3 separate regions of the Homo sapiens genome follow, and all the other regions are linked to region 2. A link is a contact called in ENCODE Hi-C or POLR2A ChIA-PET data. All regions are on one chromosome and are shown on one strand. The core of a region is the stretch at or near the end of the contact, and the rest is flanking DNA. Distances in the headings are between cores, read along the strand shown. Region 1 holds the start of LINC02274 (long intergenic non-protein coding RNA 2274). Region 2 overlaps DNAL1 (dynein axonemal light chain 1). Region 3 holds the start of PTGR2 (prostaglandin reductase 2).

What was found. Hi-C counts contacts between places; a loop is a spot of excess contacts on that map. ChIA-PET counts read pairs that join two places held with the same protein, here RNA polymerase II (POLR2A). Pooled maps may share reads with other maps.
Region 1: a pooled map shows a loop between it and region 2 (9-fold over the local background). The contact joins the promoter of LINC02274 here to the enhancer-like site in region 2. A Hi-C loop is called at or near these places in 7 of 50 pooled maps. POLR2A ChIA-PET finds 5 or more read pairs at or near these places in 8 of 52 experiments (BJ, OCI-LY7, Panc1 and 3 more).
Region 3: a pooled map shows a loop between it and region 2 (4-fold over the local background). The contact joins the promoter of PTGR2 here to the enhancer-like site in region 2. A Hi-C loop is called at or near these places in 1 of 37 single-sample maps with no recorded cell type and 5 of 50 pooled maps. POLR2A ChIA-PET finds 5 or more read pairs at or near these places in 5 of 52 experiments (Caco-2, HepG2, OCI-LY7 and 2 more).

Annotation. Positions count from the first base shown.
Region 1 is chr14:73,828,662-73,832,467 of GRCh38, forward strand. LINC02274 (long intergenic non-protein coding RNA 2274) reads right to left here and starts at 1,474. Exons shown (of 2, transcript NR_135238.1): 1 at 1,235-1,474.
Region 2 is chr14:73,694,991-73,698,896 of GRCh38, forward strand. It overlaps DNAL1 (dynein axonemal light chain 1), which reads left to right. Exons shown (of 8, transcript NM_031427.4): 8 at 912-3,906. The coding sequence ends at 952. Among named protein-coding and RNA genes, the nearest start is that of PNMA1, 17 kb to the right of the region's middle. RefSeq lists an enhancer at 2,940-3,109. Within about 2 kb of position 1,626, at least 4 of the 41 ENCODE cell types and tissues checked have a DNase peak (open chromatin) inside an H3K27ac peak, as active enhancers do; they include PC-9, where a contact is called at or near this core.
Region 3 is chr14:73,849,187-73,853,123 of GRCh38, forward strand. It overlaps PTGR2 (prostaglandin reductase 2), which reads left to right and starts at 2,645. Exons shown (of 10, transcript NM_001146154.2): 1 at 2,645-2,757. RefSeq lists a silencer at 2,379-2,781 and an enhancer at 2,391-2,440.

The sequences.
Region 1 (3,806 bases), core at 224-2,723, 130 kb after region 2:
GCACATCTAGCTTATACAATGATTTTGACTCTATTCTTTTTTTTTTTCCCTCTTTCTCTAGTCACACCTGCTGGAACAGGATCTATTAGTTCTTGAAATTTTCCATTGGCAAAATCACTCCTAATTTCCACTTAGACCATGTTTCTTCAACATTCTATTATATTTATTTTTAGTTTATTATTAATTATTTTTTTGAGACAGTGTCTTGCTCTGTCTTCCAGGCTGGAGTGCAGAGGCATGATGGTGGCTTACTGCAGTCTCACCCTCCTAGGCTCAAGCGATCCTCCCACCTCAGCCTCCCAAGTAGCTGGGACTACAGGCCTGCACCACCACACCTGGCTAATTTTTCTATTTTTTTATAGAGATGAGGTTTCGCCATGTTGCCCAGGCTGGTCTTGAACTCCTGGACTCAAGTGATCCATCCGCCTTGGCCTCACAAAGTGCTGGGATTACAGGCGTGAGCCCCCACATCAAGACTACATTCTATTTAAGTTAGTTTTTGTTTCAGTTTTTGGAATCTCAGCTTCAGATTTGTGTTAGTAATAAAACAACTTAGGTTTGGTGCCTCCTAAAGCAGACCCTGAGACAAGAACTTGGGTGACAATAGTTTACTTGGGAAGATATCCAAGGAAGACGGGGAGGGAGAGAGGAGAGTGATACAGGAAGGACGGAAAGCCAATGAAAGATACATTACTGAGCTGGGTTGTCACTGTGGACAATTGGCTCAATCTCCCTGCACACTTTTGAAGAACCATATAGAAACCACCCAAAATTGTCCTGCTGAAGTGTGAGAGGTTGGGACATTTATCCAGCAACCTTCATCTTCCATTGGCACTCTCCCACTCCCCTACTACCCAGCTCCCGCCCCTTTCTTCTGTGGCTGTATCTGCAAGTTGGACTGAGCAAGCTTCCAAGCTGAGGAGAAAATTCTGAAGCAGAAAAGCTGAGAGACTCCACTGGTGCTTGAGACGTGAAGCCATCAGCATGCATAGGAGCTGTTAGCCACAGCTGCATCACAAGCCACAGGCCTCAGTTCCAGTTGATCTACAGCAATCCTGTGGGCATGCACACCTTTGCTGTTGTCTGACCTACTTCTTGCCCTGCACCTTCCTATTCATGTATTGACTACACCTGACCTCTCTATCCTGACACAGTGAGACCCACTCAAACCGCTTCTTGGGCCTGATCTAGGTGAGCAGCCCCTCTGCCTCTCTGGCCCAGCCTCTCCACTTACCCGCTCTGGCAGGCCTTCAGCAGCCTGCCCTTGGAAATTTTGCACTTTTCCTTTTGCCAGTAGATATGTGGCTCTCATTTCTTTCCTTCTTTTCCTCTTCTCTCCCATTTACACTTTGATCTTGTCAGACTCTCCAATGGCATTATCAAGCCCTACTCAGATCATTGGCTTACCCTGACACAGAGAAAGTGCTCACACTCAGCATCAAATAACACAAATAAGAAGGATGCCCAATACTATTTGAGCACTTACTAAACGGAAAGCGCTGTGTGAAATGTGATTCAGTCATTATTTTATTTTCACAACAGCCTGATGAGGTCAGTACTCTCATTATGTCGATTTCTCAGAAGAGGAACTGCGGCTGGGAGAACGTGACTCATCTAGCTGATGGAGCTGAGGTTCAAGTGCAGGTATCTGGCCTTGAGGACTTACTTTTGACCACTCTATCACCAGTTAGCTTAGCCATTAACTACCAACTGATCCTCGGAGACAGGACCTCATTTCTTCTCCTTCTTCTTTTTTTTTTTTTTTTTTTTTTGAGACGAAGTTTAGCTCTTATTGCCCAGGCTGGAGTGCAATGGTGTGATCTTGGCTCACTGTAACCTCTGCCTCCCAGGTTCAAGCGATTCTCCTGCCTCAGCCTCTCAAGTAGCTGGGATTACAGGCACGCACCACCCGCCCAGCTAATTTTGTATATTTAGTAGAGATGGGGTATCACCATGTTGGTCAGGCTGGTCTCGAACTCCTGACCTCAGATGATATACCCACCTCAGCCTCCCAAAGTGCTGGGATTACAGGCATGAGCCACTGTGCCCAGCGGGACTTCGTTTCTTGTATGTGGGTTTTGACCTTTCAAGTAGAGTATAGCACCTTGGCTGGTTTGTTGTTGTTGTCTATATGGATTTTTTCTTTTTCATTTTCTTGGTTCATGGTATTACAACCATGTGATGCTTTTTTTAGGGCTAACTTAATGGATTTCTCTCCACCAATCTCTTGATACTAAAATTCTTTTTTTTTCTTTTTTTTTTTTTAAGACGGAGTCTTGCTCTGTCGCCCAGGCTGGAGTGCAGTGGCCAATCTCGGCTCACCGCAAGCTCCGCCTCCTGGGATCACGCCATTCTCCTGCCTCAGCCTCCCAAGTAGCTGGGACTACAGGCACCCGCCACCACACTAAGCTAATTTTTTTGTATTTTTAGTAGAGACGGAGTTTCACTGTGTTAGCCAGGATGGTCTCAATCTCCTGACCTTGTGATCCGCCCGCTTCGGCCTCCCAAAGTGCCGAGATTATAGGCGTGAGCCACCGCGCCCGGCATGATACTAAAATTCTACAATTAGAAATTAATTCCTTTGTCCCCACCTCACAGTTATATGGGAGAGACTACATGTTAATCCTTCTCAGCCATTTATACCTTAACATGAGTGAACTTCTAATCCTTTCCTGAGAGGTGGTTTTGGAAGAGGAGACAGGGGAAAAGCGTGAATGCACTAAGCCCTGATTAAAGGGAAGCCCCCTGATGCCATCACCTTACAAAAGCTCTTGCACAAGGGTATCAGGATTTAGGTGCAAGAATGTTCTTGGCAGCATTGTTCATAATAGGCTCAAAACAGAAACAATCCTATCTATTTTTTTTTTTTTTTTTTTTTTGAGACGGAGTCTCGCTCTGTCACCAGGCTGGAGTGCAGTGGCGCAATCTCAGCTCACTGCAACCTCCGCCTCCCGGGTTCAAGTGATTCTCCTGCCTCAGCCCCCGCAGTAGCTGGGACTACAGGCGCCTGCCACCAATCCCAGCACTTTGGGAGGCTGAGGTGGGTGGACCACGAGGTCATGAGTTCAAGACCAGCCTGGCCCAGAGGGTGAAACCCTGTCTCTACTAAAAATACAAAAAAAAAAAATGAGCTGGGCATGGTGGCAGGTGCCTGTAATCCCAGCTACTTGGGAGGCTGAGGCAGAGAATTGCTTGAACTCGGGAGGCGGAGGTTGCAGTGAGCCAAGATCGTGCCACTGCACTCCAGCCTGGGTGACAGAGAGAGACTACGTCTCAAAAAAAGTAGAAAAAGAATGAAAGAGATGCATCGTAGTGGATTCATACAATACAGCAATGAAAATGAGTGAGCTACGGTGACAACCAGTGAGTTAGTTGTTTGAATCCCACAAACATAACATTGAGGGAAAGAAGCATGATACAGAAGAATGTGCACAGTGGGAATCCACACATATAAAATTCAAATACAGGTGGTAGATTATAAAGAACAAGAAGGAATTAACATCATGAAAGTTAGTATAATAGTAATTCTGATAGGAGGGAGATGGTTGTGATCACTCAGGGGATGCACAGGGAACTTCTTGGGTGCTGATTATTACTATTTATTTTATTTTATTTTATTTTATTTTTGAGACAGAGTCTTGCTCTGTTACCCAGGCTTGCGTGCAATGGCACAATCACAAGTCATTGTAGCCTCAACCTTCTGGGCTCAAGTGATCCTCTCACCTTAGCCCCCCAAGTAGCTAGGACTATAGGCACGTGCCACCATGCCCAGCTAATTTTAAAATTTTTCATAGAGACGGGACATC
Region 2 (3,906 bases), core at 376-2,875:
TAGAAAGCTTTTAACATGTACAGAACTTACTTTATTTTTCTACTTGGTACTTGTTGGCTTTTTTTTTTTTTTTTTTTTTTTTTGAGACAGGGTCTTACTCTGCCACCCAGGCTGGAGTGCAGTGGCATAATTACAGCTCACCATAGCCTGGACATCCCAGGCTCAAGTGATCCTCCCACCTCAGCCTCCAAAGTAGTTGAAGACTACAGGCTCACACCACCATGCCTGGCTAATTTTTTTTATTTTTTGTAGAGATGGGGTCTTGCTATGTTGCCCAGGCTGGTCTCCAACTCCTAGGCTTAAGCGCTTCTCTCATCTGGCCTCCCAAAGTGCTGGAATTAGAGGCAGTGAGCCACCATGCCTGGCCATAGGCATTTTTATTTGCGATTTGGCAGTTAGGGGGCTTAATATTCACAAGTATGTATACTAAACCATTTGAGAATTCCCCTGAGAAGCTTTTCAGATAATTTGAAATTAAAGAGATTATTTTGTGAAATTATTTTTATTACGGCACACTTCATAGTATCTCAGAGCTTCTCAGGTTTTTCTTTTTTCTGAGATGGAGTTTTGCTCTTGTCACCCAGGCTGGAGTGCAATGGTATAATCTTGGCTCACTGCAACCTCTGCCTCCCGGGTTCAAGCGATTCTCCTGCCTCAGCCTCCCAAGTAACTGGGATTACAACCGCCCGCCACCATGCCCAGCTAATTTTTGTATTTTTATAGAGACGGGGTTTCACCATGTTGGCCAGGATGGTCTTGAACTCCTGACCTCAGGTGATCCACCCGCCTCAGCCTCCCAAAGTGCTGGGATTACAGGCGTGAGCCACCGTGCCCGGCCAGGAAAATATTTTCATCTAGAATTTTAGCAATTTTTTGAGAATAACCAGTAATAATTTTCTTTTTCATTTTAGGTACTCCAGTAATTAAAGGGGATGAGGAAGAAGACAACTAATGCCACGCTTTCCACTGTGTGTTAACTTATTTAAATGTCATAAGAACAATAGATAAATTTTATATAATTGTCTATTTTAAAGATTCTGTATGGGACAAAAGTTTCTTAAGATAAAACAGATCACTCATTCTCATCTTTTTTTTTCCTTTAACTTATTCAGTGTTTCTCCCCAAAACTGGTAATGCCAACCTTATATATCCTATTTCTCTTTTTAGAAACCACAAATTTTCGATTTTTGTCTTCAGTCTCAGTTACGTACTGTGTAGCCCCATCTACTAAAACAAAACCTTTGTAGACCAGTCATTTTTAATAACAAAGGAACAAATGTTTTTTTCAGTTTGTTCATTTTTTTTAGGTTAGACATTTTAAAAGATGTACATTTGAAAATTCAGAACATTTTTCCTGAAGGTCTGTCTCTGTACAATTCAGAAGCACATGCCTTTAGCTCAGAAGGCAGCATGGTGATGGGAAGAGTTCCTCTTAGAAATACAGCAGGTCCGGAACCAAGACTCCAAAGTTCCATTGGAAAAGATATGGTGAAAAAAGGAAAAAGTAGTATCTCAGAGACCTTCTAGTCTATATTATACTTATTTGTTTTTCCAAAAATGTGCACATTGTCAACTGGAATTTAGGTTGTTTTTATATGCATGGCCACTTGAGTCATTGTGTACAGTCATTCTGTGATCTCAGTTAGTGGTTAAAATGACTGTCATGATCATTTCTTTGACTGATAATGTGGCAATGTTACTCATGTGGACCTCGCCTTAAGCACACATTTTGGTTTTATAGTTCCTTATGTGTTTAAAGCATTAGTTATATTTGAATTCCTAGACTAAATGCTGGCCATTGATGTATGTCAAAATTTACCCTAATTATTTGGTCTGGTGACCCTCATTGTTGGGAAAAGTGACTACCATGGTTATAAGTAAGGGTATAATGAAACTTAGTATTTCAAAATATATTTTTTGAGAAGTTCTAAGTTAAACAGCTCTTAAAATGTATTATGTACGTGGTTGTGGAGGGAAGGGAGATGTTTCATTATGAGATCCCAGGCAAATGGCAATATGTTTGAGGATTGTCTCCTACATAAAGCAGTGTAGGTGATTTAACCTCAAAATTGCAAAGCAATAGTTAGATGCAGAGGTTAGAATTTATCATGTAAACAAAAAATCCTTCAGGAAAATGTAAGACATTGTAGTCAGTAAGCAGATGAGGTCATAGGAGGCCATGGCTGGATCACTATTAGATTGCAGAAAAGAAGTCAGGGGCCCTCTGCCAAATTGTGCCTAAAGTCCCTCAGAGACTGTTGATTCTGGTTTCCCCATCTACTTGTGTGATTTTACTTGCATAAAATCACAGTGAAAGAGGGAAGAATCATCTTTAAAAAGTGATTGCATAAGTAGTCCTGGGTTTCAGAAGATTTCAGCTATCATTTACATAGGAATTACTTGATTTTTCTAAGTTACTCTGATCAAAAGGGACCACTGCTTTGACAATCAACTCTAAATACAAACAAGAGGCCAGGCGTGGTGGCTCATGCCTGTCATCCCAGCACTTTGGGAGGCCGAGGCGGGCGGATCATCTGAGATCAGGAGTTCAAGACCAGCCTGACCAACATGGTGAAACCCCGTCTCTACTAAAAATACAAAAATTAGCCAGTCCTGGTGGTGGGCGCCTGTAGTCCCAACTACTCGGGAGGCTGAGGCAGGAGAATCATTTGAACCCGGGAGGCGGAGGTTGCAGTGAGCCGAGATTGCGCCATTGCACTCCAGCCTGGGCAATAGAGCGAGACTCCATATTTAAAAAAAAAAAAAAAAAAAAAAGAGGAAAACTTGGTCTAACACCCTTTTAGTTTTCTTTTCTCTCTTCTTTTCAATCTGATAGGAAGAAACCTTATTCTACTCTAGCTGGTTTATGCATTCAAAGCCTTTGGACATTTCTTTTATGAACCATAGGCAATGAGCCTTCATTCTCCTTGGTGATGTTTTAAGTTCCATAAACTGAGAGGGAAGATGATCTTCTTAAAGTTTGCACTTCCTTCAGTAGGCAAGCTTGAAGCCATGTTGATATGGATATGTTTTCTAAAAGTAACCCTGGAAGTGAATATAATAGGAAGTAAGTGATTTCATATTGAATTTATTTGTAAAATGGCTTAGAGTTTTGGTGTTTGTTTTTTCTGAATTCTGTAATATAGAAACTGGTTCTCTTTCTCCTTGTTTCTCAATGACTTTTAATTACAGGTAGTTCTCAGACAAATGTAAGATACTTTTCTCTGTCCATTTCATGCAAAATTCATATTCAGTATCATTCAACAAATCTTTGAATGACTTCTATGCATCCCTGTTCATGGAACCCATGCCATTAGAAAATGGCAGTTGGGATGTATGAAGAAATGTAGGATATTCTCTCAAATCATTCCCTAAATTATCCTTTACTGCTGCAAATTTAGCTGATAAAACTGCCTTTGGTTTATGCCTCTTGGATCAGATATTTGACCTATGTGGAATAGATTATCTCTGTGCTTCCGGTTTAAGACATTACGCCATTTTAGTGGATCATTTAAATTTTTTCTATTCTGTTTTTTTTTGTTTGTTTGTTTGTTTGTTTTAAACAGAGTCTCACTCCCGAGTAGCTGGGACCACAGGCACGTGCCATCATGCCTGGCCTATTTTTGTATTTTTAGTAGAGATGGGGTTTCACCATGTTGGCCAGGCTTGTCTTGAACTCCTAACTTCAGATGACCTGCCCACATCGGCCTCCCAAAGTGCTGGGATTACAGGCATGAGCCACCGTGCCTGGCCAAATTTCTTCTATTCTTGTAAGTGATGGTAAAACTCTGGAATCAGTCCAGTATTTTAGTTTTTCACAGCAAATTTGATTTTAGTCTACCAAGGAGTTTAACTTTTCTATGTTCCCTAACTCTAAGATTAGGGCTGTATTACCTAGACAGGCCT
Region 3 (3,937 bases), core at 1,395-3,894, 160 kb after region 2:
CTTGGCCTACCAAAGTTCTGGGATTACAGGTTTGAGCCACAGTGCCTGGCTTTTTTTTTTTTTTTTTTTCTTTTTTTGAGACAAAGTCTTACTCTGGCACCTAGGGTGGAATGTAGTGATGAGATCATAGCTAGCTGCAACTTGGAATTCCTGGGTTTAAGCGATCCTCCTGCCTCAGCCTCATGAGTAGCTGCTGGGACTGCAGGTGTGTGCCACCACACCTGGCTATTTTTTTTCTTTTTGTTTTTTTTTTTGGTTGTTGTTTGTTTTTTGTAGAGATAGGGGTCTCCTATGTTGCCCAGGCTGGTCTGAAACTTCTGGCCTCAAGTGATCCTCCTGTCTCGCCTCCCTAAGTGCTGGAATTATGAGTGTGAGCCACTGCACCTGGCCTATATTTATCATGCTTGAATGAAACAATATATACTATGTATTTTTTTTTGATAAGATGGAGATGAGAAGAATTGACACTTCCTTCTAGTGAAGTCTAGAAAATGATTCTCAGGGCTGGGCGTGGTGGCTCATGCCTTTAATCCCAGCACTTTGGGAGGCCAAGGCAGGTGGATCACCTGAGGTCAGGAGTTTGAGACCAGCCTGGCCGACATGATGAAACCCCATTTCTACTAAAAATACAAAAATTAGCTGGGTGTGGTGGCATGCACCTGTAGTTCCAGCTACTCAGTAGGCTCAATTGCTTGAACCCGGGAGGCAGAGGTTGCAGTAGGCCGAGATCGTGCCACTGCACTCCAGCCTGGGCGACAGAGAGAGACTCCGTCTCAAAAAAAAAAAAAAAAAAAAAGAAAAGAAAAAAGAAAAAAAAGAAAATGATTCTCAGGAATTGCTTGAACGATGAGAAGGAGGCAGTACAAAGTTCTGCAAAGAGGGAGGAGTAGGGAATTCCAGATTTATGGCAAATATAACAAAGGGTCAGGTGCTTGGACTCAGGCAGGATAACTTGCTCCTTTACTTATTAGTTACTTAACCTGACTTAGAACTTAACTAGCTTAACTTCGGTTTCCTCATTCGTAAAATGGTAATAATAATAATAGGGCTGTTTTGAAAATTAAATCATGTAGGCAAAAAATCATATAAGGCATTATCCAACTCAAACTACGCATTATGTAAATGATAGTAATCCTTGGTGTTAGAGAAAATTTAGAAGAAGAGGATAAACTGGATAGAAATGTACCTATAAATCCTCTACTCATCTCTTGAATTTTTGGGAACTCATTTTGGCGAGAAAAATCACACTTGTTACAAGGAGTTCACAGACCCTAGAATCAAGAGAGCTAAAACTAATTAATACACATACATATATTTAAAATTTTTGAGACAAGGTATCAGTCTGTCACCCAGGCTGGAGTGCAGTGGTGTGATCAAGGCTCGCTGCAGCCTACTGAGCAGCTGAGAGACTACCAGCAAGCACCACCACACCTAGCTAATTTCATTTTATTTTTTATTTTTTGAAGAAATGCGGTTTCACCACGTTGCCCAGGCTGGTCTCGAACTCCTGACTCAAGCAATCCACCTGCCTCTGCCTCCCAAAGGTCTGAGATTACAGGCGTGAGCCACTGCGTCCAGCCCCAAAACTAATTTAATATTGCAGGGCTTCTTTTCTATTTTGAAAGTGTTTCTTTTAAATCAAGTTCTAGATTACCTTTATTTTATACTACTACTTTTTGTCTATTTGAGCATTTTATTTTTCATCATTTGGTTTAAGTCATTACAAAAGGCATTGAAGGTCTGTCTACCTGTCCATGACAGATAAAAGAGATTAGCTCCTGTCTGAAAATGTTTGCAAAGTAGTGTAATTCTCCTAGTCCTTCCTGAAGCTTTCCCAAAGAAGCAAAAATATTCAGACATAAAGCTACCAGGAACTCCAACCTGTTTGATCACTATTCCCTTGCTCACCAACCTAGTCATCTTTCAGCTACTCCATGCATGACTTGTGCTGAGCTATTAGCTCCCACATGAATACAAGCAATTCTTATACCTGCCTAATTCAGATGATCTTTCTTAGGGTTTGAAGTCCCTGGGGATCCGAAGCTGTCCTAGGTATACACTTCTCTCAACCCAGTCCAGCACAAAAGGAGACGACTAACGATGAATGAAATTGAGAAATCAGCCCACACTGGTAATCTTGGAGGAATTTGGTATTCTTCGTGAAATAAAAGAGGCGCAAAGGGGCCCTGGATTAGGGTCCGGAGAGAGGGGTTTTATCCCAGCACTGCCCCTAACCAGCTGAAAGGTAGGTGGTCCAATCACATCAGCTCTCCGAGACTCAGTTTCCCCATCTATAAAACAAGGAGTAGGCTTGACGGTCCCTGTCTCACTATAATTTCCCAATCGAGGTTCAGGGAGAAATCCACAAAACTAATAAAACTTCTTCACGGACTGCTAAATGTGAACTCACTGGTCAAGGCTGCAAGATTTGCTCTTTGGGTCAAGGCAGTAGGGGCGGCCACAAGGAACCAATCTCAGTTAAGTTATTAATGCACTTTGCCCAGACTAGTAACTCTCCCCTGACGTTCCGCATTTCCCTTGCTTCTCCCGGAAACGTGGGGCGCCCAGGAATCCTAAACTTCCAATCCCTAAGCTTCCAAACCCCGCCCCTGGGAGGGGAGGGGGCGCGGAGCCGGGCCTAGTCGCGCGCCTGCGTACTGCGGTCAGAGGGCCGAGGCCTGGGGGCGAGCTGGGGTCGTGCAGTACAGCCTCTTTCCGGCAAATCACGCGAGATTTCGTTCACCCGGGCTCCACAGGGTCAGTGACGCGCGAGCGGCTCCCGCGACTGTGGCTCCCGAAGCTGCTTCGGGCCCCAGCGGTGAGGAAGAAGACTCTCAACCAGGGTGACTTCTAGGCGTCCTCCCGGAGCTACCGGGGACACTGGCGTTATTGCCCGCAACACTGAGATAGGGAATGCTCGAGAAACAGAAGCAGGTTTTGGGGTTTTTTTTGAATTACTGGGGGAAAGCAACCTGAGGTTTTGACGTAATTGTGTTTGAGGTGCCTCTGAAACTTTCATTTAACACAGATTTGTTGAGCACGTACCATGCGCCGGGCATAGGGGATTGGACTCACATTTTTTTGTGTGTGTGACGGAGTCTCGCTCTGTCTGTCGCCCAGGTTGGAGTGCAGTGGCGCGATCTCGGCTCACTGCAGCCTCCATCTCTCGGGTTCAAGCGATTCTCCTGCCTCAGCCTCCCGAGTAGCTGGGATTACTACTGCGCCCGGATAATTTTTTGTATTTTTGGTAGAGACGAGATTTCACCGTGTTAGCCAGGATGGTCTTGATCTCCTGACCTCGTGATCTGCCTGCCTCGGCCTCTCAGAGTGCTGGGATTACAGGCGTGAGCCATCGCGCCCGGCCTGGATTCACATCATTGAACAAAGCAGACGAGTCCTTATCCTCTTAGCGCTGACGAGCTGGGCAGTTAGTTTGAAATTCTGGGCTAGAGACGCAAATTATTATTAATTTCCATATAAAGTGGTTGGTAGGAGGAGCCACAGGGCTCAGGGAGGTCACTGAGAAAGGGAAGAGCAAGATAGGAATCTCCACATGCAAGACTTCGGGAGGGGAAGGGGGAGACCAGAAAACCGGAAGGGGAGGAGAAGACTGGCAGAGAGATCCAGAAAGACACGTGGTTTGTTTGTTTGTTTTTTGAGACAAAGTCTCGCTCTGTTGCCCAGGCTGGAGTGTCCTGGCTGGATCTCGGCTCACTGCAGCCTCAGTCTCCTGGGTTCAGGCAGTTCTCCAGCTTCAGCCTCCTGTGTAGCTGGGACTATAGGCGCCCACCACCACGCTTAATTTTTGTATTTTTAGTAGAGCGGGGTTTTCCCATGTTGGCCAGACTGGTCTCGAATTCCTGGCCTCAAGTGAGCCTCCCACCTCAGCCTCCCAAAGTGCTGGAATTACAGGTGTGAGCCACGGCTCTGGGCCCAG